4 separate regions of the Homo sapiens genome follow, and regions 1, 3 and 4 are each linked to region 2. The links are chromatin contacts, found by Hi-C in ENCODE. All regions are on one chromosome and are shown on one strand. The core of a region is the stretch at or near the end of the contact, and the rest is flanking DNA. Distances in the headings are between cores, read along the strand shown.

What was found. Hi-C counts contacts between places; a loop is a spot of excess contacts on that map. Pooled maps may share reads with other maps.
Region 1: a loop to region 2 is called in a pooled map, with 14 times the contacts of the local background. The contact joins the promoter of TMEM50B here to the promoter of RCAN1 in region 2. A Hi-C loop is called at or near these places in 1 of 168 maps with a recorded cell type or tissue (CD8-positive, alpha-beta T cell) and 9 of 50 pooled maps.
Region 3: a map of CD8-positive, alpha-beta T cell shows a loop between it and region 2 (16-fold over the local background). The contact joins the promoter of EPCIP-AS1 here to the promoter of RCAN1 in region 2. A Hi-C loop is called at or near these places in 2 of 168 maps with a recorded cell type or tissue (CD8-positive, alpha-beta T cell and naive thymus-derived CD4-positive, alpha-beta T cell), 1 of 37 single-sample maps with no recorded cell type and 8 of 50 pooled maps.
Region 4: a pooled map shows a loop between it and region 2 (7-fold over the local background). The contact joins the enhancer-like site here to the promoter of RCAN1 in region 2. A Hi-C loop is called at or near these places in 4 of 50 pooled maps.

Annotation. Positions count from the first base shown.
Region 1 is chr21:33,478,626-33,481,325 of GRCh38, reverse strand. TMEM50B (transmembrane protein 50B) reads left to right here and starts at 1,352. Exons shown (of 7, transcript NM_006134.7): 1 at 1,352-1,488.
Region 2 is chr21:34,613,751-34,616,450 of GRCh38, reverse strand. RCAN1 (regulator of calcineurin 1) reads left to right here and starts at 1,338. Exons shown (of 4, transcript NM_004414.7): 1 at 1,338-1,691. The coding sequence starts at 1,440. RefSeq lists silencers at 1,104-1,533, 1,724-1,823.
Region 3 is chr21:32,770,789-32,773,488 of GRCh38, reverse strand. EPCIP-AS1 (EPCIP antisense RNA 1) reads right to left here and starts at 1,389. Exons shown (of 4, transcript NR_024623.1): 1 at 1,181-1,389. PAXBP1 (PAX3 and PAX7 binding protein 1) reads left to right here and starts at 1,734. Exons shown (of 18, transcript NM_016631.4): 1 at 1,734-2,163. The coding sequence starts at 1,821. RefSeq lists an enhancer at 1,078-2,067.
Region 4 is chr21:36,112,466-36,115,165 of GRCh38, reverse strand. The region is part of intron 1 of CBR1-AS1 (CBR1 antisense RNA 1); the gene reads left to right. Among named protein-coding and RNA genes, the nearest start is that of CBR1-AS1, 13 kb to the left of the region's middle. RefSeq lists enhancers at 931-990, 1,328-1,840, 1,982-2,081, 2,122-2,251. Within about 2 kb of position 1,390, at least 27 of the 41 ENCODE cell types and tissues checked have a DNase peak (open chromatin) inside an H3K27ac peak, as active enhancers do.

The DNA of each region.
Region 1 (2,700 bases), core at 103-2,602, 1.1 Mb after region 2:
GTTCCCTTCTGTATCCTCTCTTCTGGTGGAATGCCAGCATTGTGACATATTTCAAAAGTAAATTATTCAGCACATATTTATTGAACACCTAGATCCTAGCCCATGTATAAGAGCTATAGGAGAACATTATCCAGGATGGCATTTTTGGTGATAATTCCATGATACAAAACCTTTTACTTCATTATGCCTCAAGTAAAATGCTTTTTAGATTTCCACTGATAATAACTCTACTTGGCTGGGCACAGTGGCCCACGCTTGTAATCCCAGCATTTTGGGAGGCAGAGGCGGGTGGATCACCTGAGGTCAGGAGTTCAGGATCAGCCAGGTGAAATCCCGTCTCTACTAAAAATACACAAATTAGCCAAGCATGGTGGTGCGCACCTGTAATCCCAGCTACTCGGAAGGCTGAGGTGGGAGGATTGATTGAGCGTGGGAGGTAAGAGGCTGCAGTGAGCCAAGATCACACCACTGCACTCCACCCTGGACAACAGAGCAAGACCCTGTCTCAAAACAAACAAACAAACCACCCAAAAAACAAAGCTCGACTTTCCCCCAAACAACTAAATGGTTATAGGCATTTCTGTAGGAAATTTAGACGGGGCTTCCAAACGCTGTTAAAGTTATGTTGAAAATCCAAGAGGCTGAAAGATATCTGACTATAAGAAAGACGAAAAAAAAAAAAAAAGACAAAAATCTACGTGAATAGACGGGAGAGCGCCGAGCGAAATCAGAAGACTAGTTGTATTGTGAGGATCACCTCGGGTAACCAGCACTCGCTGGGTAGCCCTGGTTTACTAACTTCAACTTTCTGGGGCTCCATTTCTGAATTGAGGGGATTAGAAAAAGGCATCTCTAAAGACCCTCCGTTCCCGAGAACCCTCCCGGAGCACCTTCCCTACTCTGGGCAGCTCGCAGACAGACAAGACTGATCGGCCATAGGCGAAGGGAAACCCTGGTCCCCCGGGTCTCGAGCTCCGTCCGCACGTAATCTCACGGTACTGCACTTCAAGTCAGCGTGCAGAAACGCAGCAGTGGGAGCCCGGCGGCGGCCGCCCACCGGCAGGGGACAGGAGAGGCCCGTCCCGCTCTGCCCGGAACCGTAGATAGCTGGGTCTGAACTCCGGCTCCGGGAGGCCTGCAGAGCAGCCCACCCCGTCCCTCGGAGCTCGCCCTGCCCCCGGCCGGCCACTTGCTGCACGCCGATTGGTCGCGAGGAGCGCCCGGCGTCCCGCTGCGCCCAGCCAACGCCCTCTCCCCGCCCCCTCGCGTCCCGCCCCGCCCCCGGCCGGCCACTTGCTGCGCTCCGATTGGTCGCTGCGGTGCACACGGCGCCTCGCCCCGCCTCACCGGCGCTCTATCCTCGCGTCTGCTCCCAGCTCCGGGCTCCCGGGGCTGAGGTGGAGCCGCGGGACGCCGGCAGGGTTGTGGCGCAGCAGTCTCCTTCCTGCGCGCGCGCCTGAAGTCGGCGTGGGCGTTTGAGGAAGCTGGGTGAGTCCTGTCTGTGGGTCTCCGGCGCCAGGCAACCGTAGAGGGCTCGCGCCCGCCGCCCGCGCGTAAGGAGGCTCCCTCGTCGGGCCCTGTCCGGCCCGGCCTTCTGGGGGCTGTGGGGCCGTCCAGCCGGGTTTTCCCTGCGTTCGGCGCCGGCCTGCAGACTCGGGCCCGCGGAGCCCCCGCCGCCCCTTCTTGCCCCTGCCCGCGTCCCTTCGGGCCGACCGTGACCGTGGCGCCGCCGCGACCCGCAAGCAGCCCGGGGAGGCTGCCCTGCCGCGCTGTCACGCCGTCAGGTTGCGTTCCTGGGGAGGGCTGGAGAGGCTCCATCTCGTGCCTTTCACCTTCTCGCGCGGCGGGCACGGAGGCGACGGTTTTCGGGACGCCCTGCTGCGGCCGCGACGCCCTCCCGAGGCCGGAGCGAGGGCCCCGGGGCGGCTCCAGCCCTTCTTCGCCCCTCCCGTTTGCCCCGAACCATTGCTAGGAGCCTGTGTTTTCTGCACTTTTCTGATTTCATTCTTACGAGAGTCAAGTACAGAGGCGGGAGGGGAAAGGGAAGGGGAACAACATTCTTTCGAGAATTATAAACCTTGAGCTCCGTTAAATAAGTAGCAGCAGAGCATTGTCACTGGAGCAGTGGTAGTCGCGGGTAGGACCGTTTCGGTTTTTAGCCAATAGGCTGGTTAAAGGTACTTAAAACAGTAAGTTGGAAGGTGCTGAAATTCTAAGGTAAATACGTGACCTTTCAAAACCAAAGCAGTGAGACGGGCTAGGCTGGGCTGCTCCCCGCTGCGCGTGCCTGGGTCGGGGGGTGCGGAGGGGCAGGGGGCGGAGGCCTCGGACGGGACGGGGTGGGAGGGAAGTGGCATCCGCATCGTCTTACATCGCGCTGTAAGACCCGATTTTCTCTTTTCGGAGGATCCCATCTCCCTTCTCAGACTCTTCATCCTACCTGCACTGTGGATCCCTTGACACTTCAGAGGCTCTGAACTCTCAGGCCGGTCACACTTTTTCATCATTTTGTTTCTTGTCTTTTAAACCTGCATGCATTTCAAACGTAGAGCAAACATTAAACTTTTTTTTTAAACTGAAGATAGTGGTGCAAGACTTTGTTATTGAAATGCAAACCAAAAGTTATCTTGAATATTTATCGCGCTGGAAAAGCAGGTTTAATTAGAGTGAGGTGGGGACGTATATTTCTTCTTCCGGAGA
Region 2 (2,700 bases), core at 89-2,588:
TTTGAATGGAATGGGAGGCTGGTTGGCTCTAAGCAACTTCCAGCTTTAGTTTTCCTTAGTGATTTTGGGGGCCCAAGATTTCCCTTTCACAGTATGACGGTTCCAATTTCTTCACATCCTCATATCATATTCTATTTTATGAGTTATCTCTAGATGGGTATTATTATTCCTCTTGGGTTTAGCTCCCTGAGGACACAAACTGTCCTAAGACTATGATAATAGTAATCATAGAACCGTGCACATGGCAAGTTCTGAATAAATCTCAGCTGTTGGATATACTTTTTGTTATAATTACTAACACTTCCTAACTAGAGAGTAAGCCTACTCTAAGAAAAAATATAACTGTAATTTCACAACCTCCAAAGAACCCAGTGCATAAACAGCTACCATTTATTAAGCACTGACTGAATTCTTAGTAATATGTCTTCATTTTTTTCAGATGAGGAAACTAAGATTCAGCTTATTTGTACAAGTAGTTAAAAAGCAAAGCTGAAATTCAGACCCAAGTTCTCACTGTATCATACTGTCCAAAAAAGAATTCTATTTTTCAGGAAGAGACATGTCTGCTCACTTGAGGTCCTCTTATTTTTCCGCTATTCCCCAAAGGAAAGGGGTGATCTCTTAATTCTTTCGTTATGTCCTATTGTACATAGCATATAATGGTAATTCAGAAAAATTACTTCTAATTACATAAATTTTCACAATGGTATAGTGACTAATACGCTGAAATAGAAAAGTAAGGCATTGTTATCATGGTCTAGTTCAGTCTTTATTGCGACTATATCTGATAATATACGGTAAGCATCTAACCACTTGCCAGGGGCCACAGAGCCACAGGGAGACTATGTCTCGCTTAAATTCCCAAAAGTGGGCCCCTGTGCTTCAAAACGTCCCCGCATGGGAACCACAAAAACGTTGCCTCCCCAGTTATCACCCCAAGGGCCCAAGAGCCGAGGACTCTGCCCGGCGTCCTTCAGCTGGCACCAGCTGTCAGAAAAGCGGAACTGGGGACGAGGACTTTGCCCCTAACCAACATGGCCGCCCTGAGGCTTCGGGCTTCGGGCGGCAGAAGGAAGGTCACGTGAAGAGAATTCCGTTCCTTTATTGGCCCCGTCTCCTGGAAGGGCGGGGTACAATAACCCAACCGGCGCCGGCCTTAAAGGGGCCACCGTTGGATCTGCCGGTGGCCGGCCCTAGGGGCTGGGGGGGCGGTCGCCGCGCCGGGCTTCTGCCCCTCCCGCGCGGAACGGTGACGGGCGGGGCTGGCGCTGGGAGGCCGTGTCGCTGGGAGACTGCTGACAGCCCGCCGCCTGCCGCCGCGCGATTCCGAGGGGGTTAACGGCGGAGCCGCCGGCCGGGCGCGGACCGGAGCGCGTGAGGCTCCGGCGCGCAAGCCCGGAGCAGCCCGCTGGGGCGCACAGGGTCGCGCGGGCGCGGGGATGGAGGACGGCGTGGCCGGTCCCCAGCTCGGGGCCGCGGCGGAGGCGGCGGAGGCGGCCGAGGCGCGAGCGCGGCCCGGGGTGACGCTGCGGCCCTTCGCGCCCCTCTCGGGGGCGGCCGAGGCGGACGAGGGCGGCGGCGACTGGAGCTTCATTGACTGCGAGATGGAGGAGGTGGACCTGCAGGACCTGCCCAGCGCCACCATCGCCTGTCACCTGGACCCGCGCGTGTTCGTGGACGGCCTGTGCCGGGTGAGGACCGCGCCGGGCGGGCCGTCGGGGCGGAGGGCGGACACTTGTTGCCCGAGGAGGCGGCGCGGGTCGCAGCGCCCAGTCCCGGCCGCGCGCGGGGCGGGGAGGCAGCGACGTCCCCCGGGCTGCTCGGCCGCGGACCCGTCAGGGCTGGGGCGTGGGGACGGCGCCCCGAGGGTCCCGGTCCCCTAGCACCCCCGGGGCGCGCGGAGCTCACTGCAGAGTCCCACAGGCTCGCCCCGGCCCCCGTGTGCGCCCAGGCTGGTGCGACTAGGGGGGTGAATTCGCTCCCCAAGGTGGGGCAGCGCCGCCGCCCCCTGCGCTCTCGCCATCGCCCCGCATTTACTCGCTGGAGGAGGGGGTCACCTCATTCCTAGGGAGGAGGAAACAGACATTGAGCGGCGACGTGACTCAGTGTTCATAAATAGGACGACGTCCCTGCATTCCCAATCTGCACTATTGGAAGAAAAGCCAATGTTTGGGTGAGGATCCGTGGTTGCTCATTAGCCAGCGGCTGGCCAGTTTTGGTGGAATTGTGTTGGGGGGAAGGGGACCATCTTTCAGACCTTTAGGATATTTAGTCAAGAACCTTGCCCCCTTGTGTGAAGGTGTGGCTTGCCGCCATCGGGGACACCCAGTACATGGGGAGTCGACTCCTTCCCCCGCCTCCCCCCACCCCCGCAAAATCCACACAATTTAGACACTTTGGAGGGTGAGGGGCAGGTATGAGTAATCAATAATGGTGGTGGGGAGGAAGAATTTATTTCAAATCTGCAGTTATTGTGCAGAATAAAATGTGGACAACGTGGGCGTCACAGAATGAAACCGGTCTTTGAGAGATGCCCCATTAGGAGAGCAGCTGTCAAAAAAAGCAGTGCTTTCAGCGCTTGGCTGTGGGTCCACAAATGCTGTCAATGAACTATAGTTGAAGGCTGCTGCCAATACAACACCACTGTGAAACAGAATGGTGTATGTAAGTGTCATTTATTTATAATTTATATGTTCACTT
Region 3 (2,700 bases), core at 140-2,639, 1.8 Mb after region 2:
GCACTGATTAAGACTAGAAATAATCTAAATATCAATGTTTATGGAACTGGTTAAATAAATTACGGTATATCCCAACAATGAATCACTACGCAGGTGGGTTAAAAAAAAAAATAGACGGCCGTGCGCGGTGGCTCACGCCTGTAATCCCAGCACTTTGGGAGACTGAGGCGGGCGGATCACGAAGTCAAGAGATTGAGATCATCCTGGCCAACAGAGTGAAATACAAAAATACAAAATAAATTAGCTGGGCGTGGTGGCACGTGCCTGTAATCCCAGCTACTAGGGAGGCTGAGGCAGAAGAATCACTTGAACCTGGGAGGCGGAGATTGCAGTGAGCGGAGATCGCGCCATTGCACTCTAGCCTGGGCGACAAGAGCGAAATTTAGTCTCAAAACAAACAAACAAAAAACCAAAAAAACACAACCCTTCATATACAGATATGGGCCGATCTCCAATCTACGGTAGGCTAAAAATGCAGCTTACACACCATCTGTGTAAAAAGGGGAACACATTAAAATATGCATATTTATTTGCTTTTATGTTCATGGAACATCTTTAGAGGATCATAAGAAACTGTTAACATTGCCACTGAGGAAGTGAACAGCCTTCCAGACATGGGTGGATTTTTTTCACTCTACCGAATACCCTTTTAATTTCGAAACATCAAAATGAATTCGCATGCACAGGTGCATGCCCGAAGGAAAAACTTCTAGTTCGGTGATGAGATAGGGAAAGCCGGTGAGTTCAACCTTAGGCGCAATCACCCTGTGAAGGTGTGGCCAGCGAGGGCTTTGTCACGCAAGTCTGAGAACTGTCACAACCTTCCCCACCCCCTGCTCTATTTTCCTTCCACTTGTTTCTGAAACTCACTAAGCTTTGGAAAGTATTTAGTCATAGAATTGCTTGCAAACTTGGCATTCTTTAGAAAACACGGAAACACTTTTGCTTTCCTTGTTCCTGAAAGACTGGGGAACGGGGGACATCAAGCCAGGTAACATTGTATCATAACTGAAATTCAATGTCTTTGAAGTAACATTGTACCATAAATGAAATTCAATGTCTTTGAAGTAACATTGTATCATAAATAAAATTCAATGTCTTTCTAAGAGCTCTGTAGCTATAAAGCTGTAGAAATACAAAGTATTACTCAAGAATAACTAGTAATTACCAATAGTCACACCTCAGGTCAAAGTTTGGAGAGGACTATTCCACCTACTAGATCACACTTTCCTTCCCGAAAGCCGCTTCTCTCTCTGGCCTCTCCCCTCCTCCTCCTCCCTCATCTGTTTGGCGGGAGGCTTCCTCACATTACCGCTCCGCGTAAGTGCGAAGACGCACTGCAGCAGCGCCGTCTGAGGGACAACAGAGCCTACTCTTTCTTCTCATCTCTATGATCCTCTTTGTGACCTGTCAAACAACACCAGAGTTCCATGCTAATAGTACTCCACTCCGACAGAGAGCGATGCAAAGAGCCGACGCTCTCGCGAGAGGTGTGGGGCTCTCTCTCTCTCTCTCGCTCTCTCTCTCTCTCTCTCTCTCGCTCTCTCTCTCTCTCTCTCTCTCTCTCTCTCTCTCTCTCTCTCTCTCTCTCTCTCTCTCTCTCTCTCTCTCTCTCTCTCTCTCTCTCTCACTCTCTCTCTTTCTCCAAGTATTGAGAGCGCGTGGGAGCATAGGCGCATGCGCGCTCGTGGGGTGCGCGGTAGCAACAGAGGACTCGACCCGGCTGGAGCTCCGGAGAGCGCGCGTGCGCCGTCACGAGCTCGGCGCTGCCGGGGCCGCGGTGTGGAAGCGAGTATTCGACCGCCGTGCGGGCCGCGGGGATGTTCCGAAAGGCCCGGCGGGTGAACGTGCGCAAGCGGAACGACTCCGAAGAGGAAGAGCGGGAACGCGATGAGGAGCAGGAGCCGCCGCCGTTGTTGCCGCCGCCGGGCACGGGCGAAGAGGCGGGCCCCGGTGGCGGCGACAGGGCCCCTGGCGGGGAGTCGCTGCTGGGCCCGGGGCCGTCGCCGCCTTCCGCGCTGACCCCGGGCCTCGGGGCTGAGGCCGGGGGCGGCTTCCCCGGCGGCGCGGAGCCCGGCAACGGGCTGAAGCCGCGCAAGAGGCCTCGCGAGAACAAAGAGGTGCCCCGGGCCAGCCTGCTCAGCTTCCAGGACGAGGAGGAAGGTAAAGTGCGCGCTTCGGACGCCCTTAGACGGCCGCATCCCCGACGCAGGCCCCCGTCCCCCGCCCCCGTATTCTCTGGACGCCCAGCCCCGGAGCCCTGGAACGGAGTCCCCTGCCGTCCGACCGGCTGCGAATCTTCCCCAGCCTCCGGCCTTCTGCTCGGGCAAGGGACGCGTTCCCGCGCTGCCCCCAGCCTTTTCTTAACCACCTCCTCTGCCACGGGGCCGGAGCTCAGATCAGGCATTCAGAGTGTTTCAGGGGAAATTCGGTGTTCCCTGTCCTGCCTCTTTTCTGCCTGGCGTGTTTCAGGGCCAACTTGGTGTGGGTCCCCTGGCTGCTCTTGGCATGCTTTCCGAGCCCTCTGCAGGTCACTGCGCCCACACTTCTTGGATGCTCTGTCCAGGCATCCTCGACCATGAAGGCCGAGTTTGTAAAAAGGAATACTAGGAGAGGGAACAGAAGCCTGGAGTTGCAGCTCTGGTTCTGAGTGACCTTGGGCCAGTCCCTTGCAGTCGCTGAGCCTCAGTTTACCCATAA
Region 4 (2,700 bases), core at 141-2,640, 1.5 Mb before region 2:
TAGCAAATGTTCTCAAATTTAGGGGCTTAAGACACAAACTTATTACCTTCTGATTTTGGGGTAGGAAGTCTGACACAGGCCTCACCTGCCTGGGATCAAGGCGCCAGCAGGGCTGCACGCCTTTCCAGGGGGCTAAGGAGAGAATCAGTGTTTTTGTCACCTGCATTACGTGGCTTCCTCCATCTTCAGTACCAGCAACTTTGCGTCTCTCTAACCCCAAAGTCACATCTTCTTCTGACTACAGCCTGGGAAGGTTCTCAGCTTTAAGGATTTGTTTGATTACATAGGGCCCACCTGGATAATCTGCCTTCTCAAGGCCTTTAACTTGAATCAGCTGCCCCGTCCCTATTGCCGTATCACATATTTACTGATCCCAGGCATTAGGACACGGACACCTTGGTGAGGAGGCTTTATTCCGGCTACCGTGGTATGCTATTATTTGTATCAAAGTATTTGCTTACTTAGACTGTCTCTGGAAGGGGACATGGGAAGCTGGTAACAGCAGTTGCTTCTGGGGAGGACTGGGTAGCTGGGGGATGTGGAGGCTGACTTCCCACTGTATCTAGCTTTCGTTCATTTGGGTTTTTAATCAGTGTGCATATATTTACTTGAAAAAGTGAAGAATTGGCCAGGCACGGTGGCTCATGCCTGTAATCCCAGCACTTTGGGAGGCTGAGGTGGGTGGATCACTTGAGGCTGGGCGTTTGAGATCAGCCTGGCCAACATGGCAAAGCCCCATCTCTACAAAAAGTTGGCCAGGTGTGGTGGCACATGCCTGTCATCCCAGCTACTCAGGAGGGTGAGGCAGGAGAACTGCTTGAACCCCGGAGGTGGAGGTTGCAGTGAGCCAAGATTGCACAATTGCACTCCAGCCTGGGTGACAGAGGGAGACTCCATCTCAAAAAAAAAAAAAAAAAAAAGTAAAAGTGAAAGTTTACAGCTCTTAAGCTACATGGTGGTGGTTCATTGATGTGGTGTGTTTGCTTTCTTGCTAGTAGTGGAAGTTATCTGAGAGACCGGCAGCGAATCTGTACAGGTCTGCAGCAGCCTCAACTCTTCCTTCCTCAGAAGAAAAAAATAGATTGTCATAAGGCAGGAAAAGAGACCGAGGCAAGTTTTACAGCGGAGTGGAAATTGATGAAAAAGATTTAGAGCAGGAATGAAAGAAAGGAAAGTACACTTGGAAGAGGCTTAAGGGGGCACCTTGGAGGTCAAGTGCTCCGTTTGACCTTGGACCTAGGATTTTACATGCTGCCCTGCTTCCGGCGTCTTGCACCCCTTTCCCTTCATTCTTCCCTTAGGGTGAGCCACCCGCATGCGCAGTGACCTGATTGTGCTTGGGAGGCAAGCATGTTTACCGGAGTTACGTGTGTTTACTGGAGCTGCAGGCATGCTCACCTGAGTCGTTCTTCCCGTTTCCGGTGGAATGACCCCCTAGAAGGTTACCCCCCGCCATTTTGCCTCTGCGTGTGTGTGTGTGTGTGTGTGTGGGGGGGGGGGGGGGGTTGTTTTTTGTTTTTTGTTTTTTTTTGAGTCAGAGTTTCACTGTTAGTTGCCCAGGCTGGAGTGCAATGGTGCAATCTCGGCTCACTGCAACCTCTGCCTCCCAGGTTCAAGTGATTCTCCTGCCTCAGCCTCCTGAGTAGCTGGGACTACAGGCGCACGCCACCATGGCCGGCTCATTTTGGTACTTTTAGTAGAGATGGGGTTTTCACCATGTTGGCCAGGCTGGTCTCTAACTCCTCACCTCGTGATCCGTCTGCCTTGGTCTCCCAAAGTGTTGGGATTACAGGCATGAGCCACTGTGCCCGGCCGCCAGTGAAGTTTTTTTTAAGATGCTTAGTACTGTATTCCAGATACCCGAGAATGTTACAGTAGGTAGCTAGTGGGGCATGAGCAGGGCAGGAGACAGCTCCCCCCACACACCAGAAATGTCAGGCGACCATCACGTGATGGGCCGGAGGTTGTCATCCTGCCTCGCTAAAATGATAATTGGTTGCAGCTGGCACCAGGGAGCGGCCGTTTCCCAGTAGATAGAAACAACTGAAATTGGTAGTCCGCAGTTGCGCTCCAGCCTGGGCAACAAGAGCAAAACTCTGTCTCACACAGAAAAACAACCCCAAAACAACAGCAAAAAAAACCCACGAAAAAAAACCACCGGCTTCCAACCTCTACTGCCAACCACCATGACAGTCACTAGATGGCGCCCTTTCACTCTTTCTGGTACCGCTGGTCACAGGGCTTTCTCCTTGCCTGTGCCGTTCATGTTGAACCCAGCAAGTATGGGTGATAGGCAGGCTTCACTGATTTCTGTACACATGTGAAGGCTGTTTCCTCCTCTGTAAAATGAGGGTTATAATAGTACCAGCTCATTATGAGCTGTACTAAGACTAAACGAGAGTGTACATAAACGTCTCTAAAAAGAGCATACCTAGTAAATAATCATTGACTAATGTTAACTATGGACATTAATGTCTACCTTCCTGGTTAGAAAGTTTTCCCAGGCCTCTCTTCTTCCTATGAAAGGGCAACTCGACCCAACCTTAGGGGACCCTTTCCTAACACTATCTTAATTCTGTCCCAGCCTATCAGTCCTTAGATGCCGCAAACATTTGTTTCAGGTAAGCAACAACTGCATTTTGTCTGTTTAGCTTTGTAGGCAATATTTAAATTCCAGATCTACATTCTGATTTTCCCAAA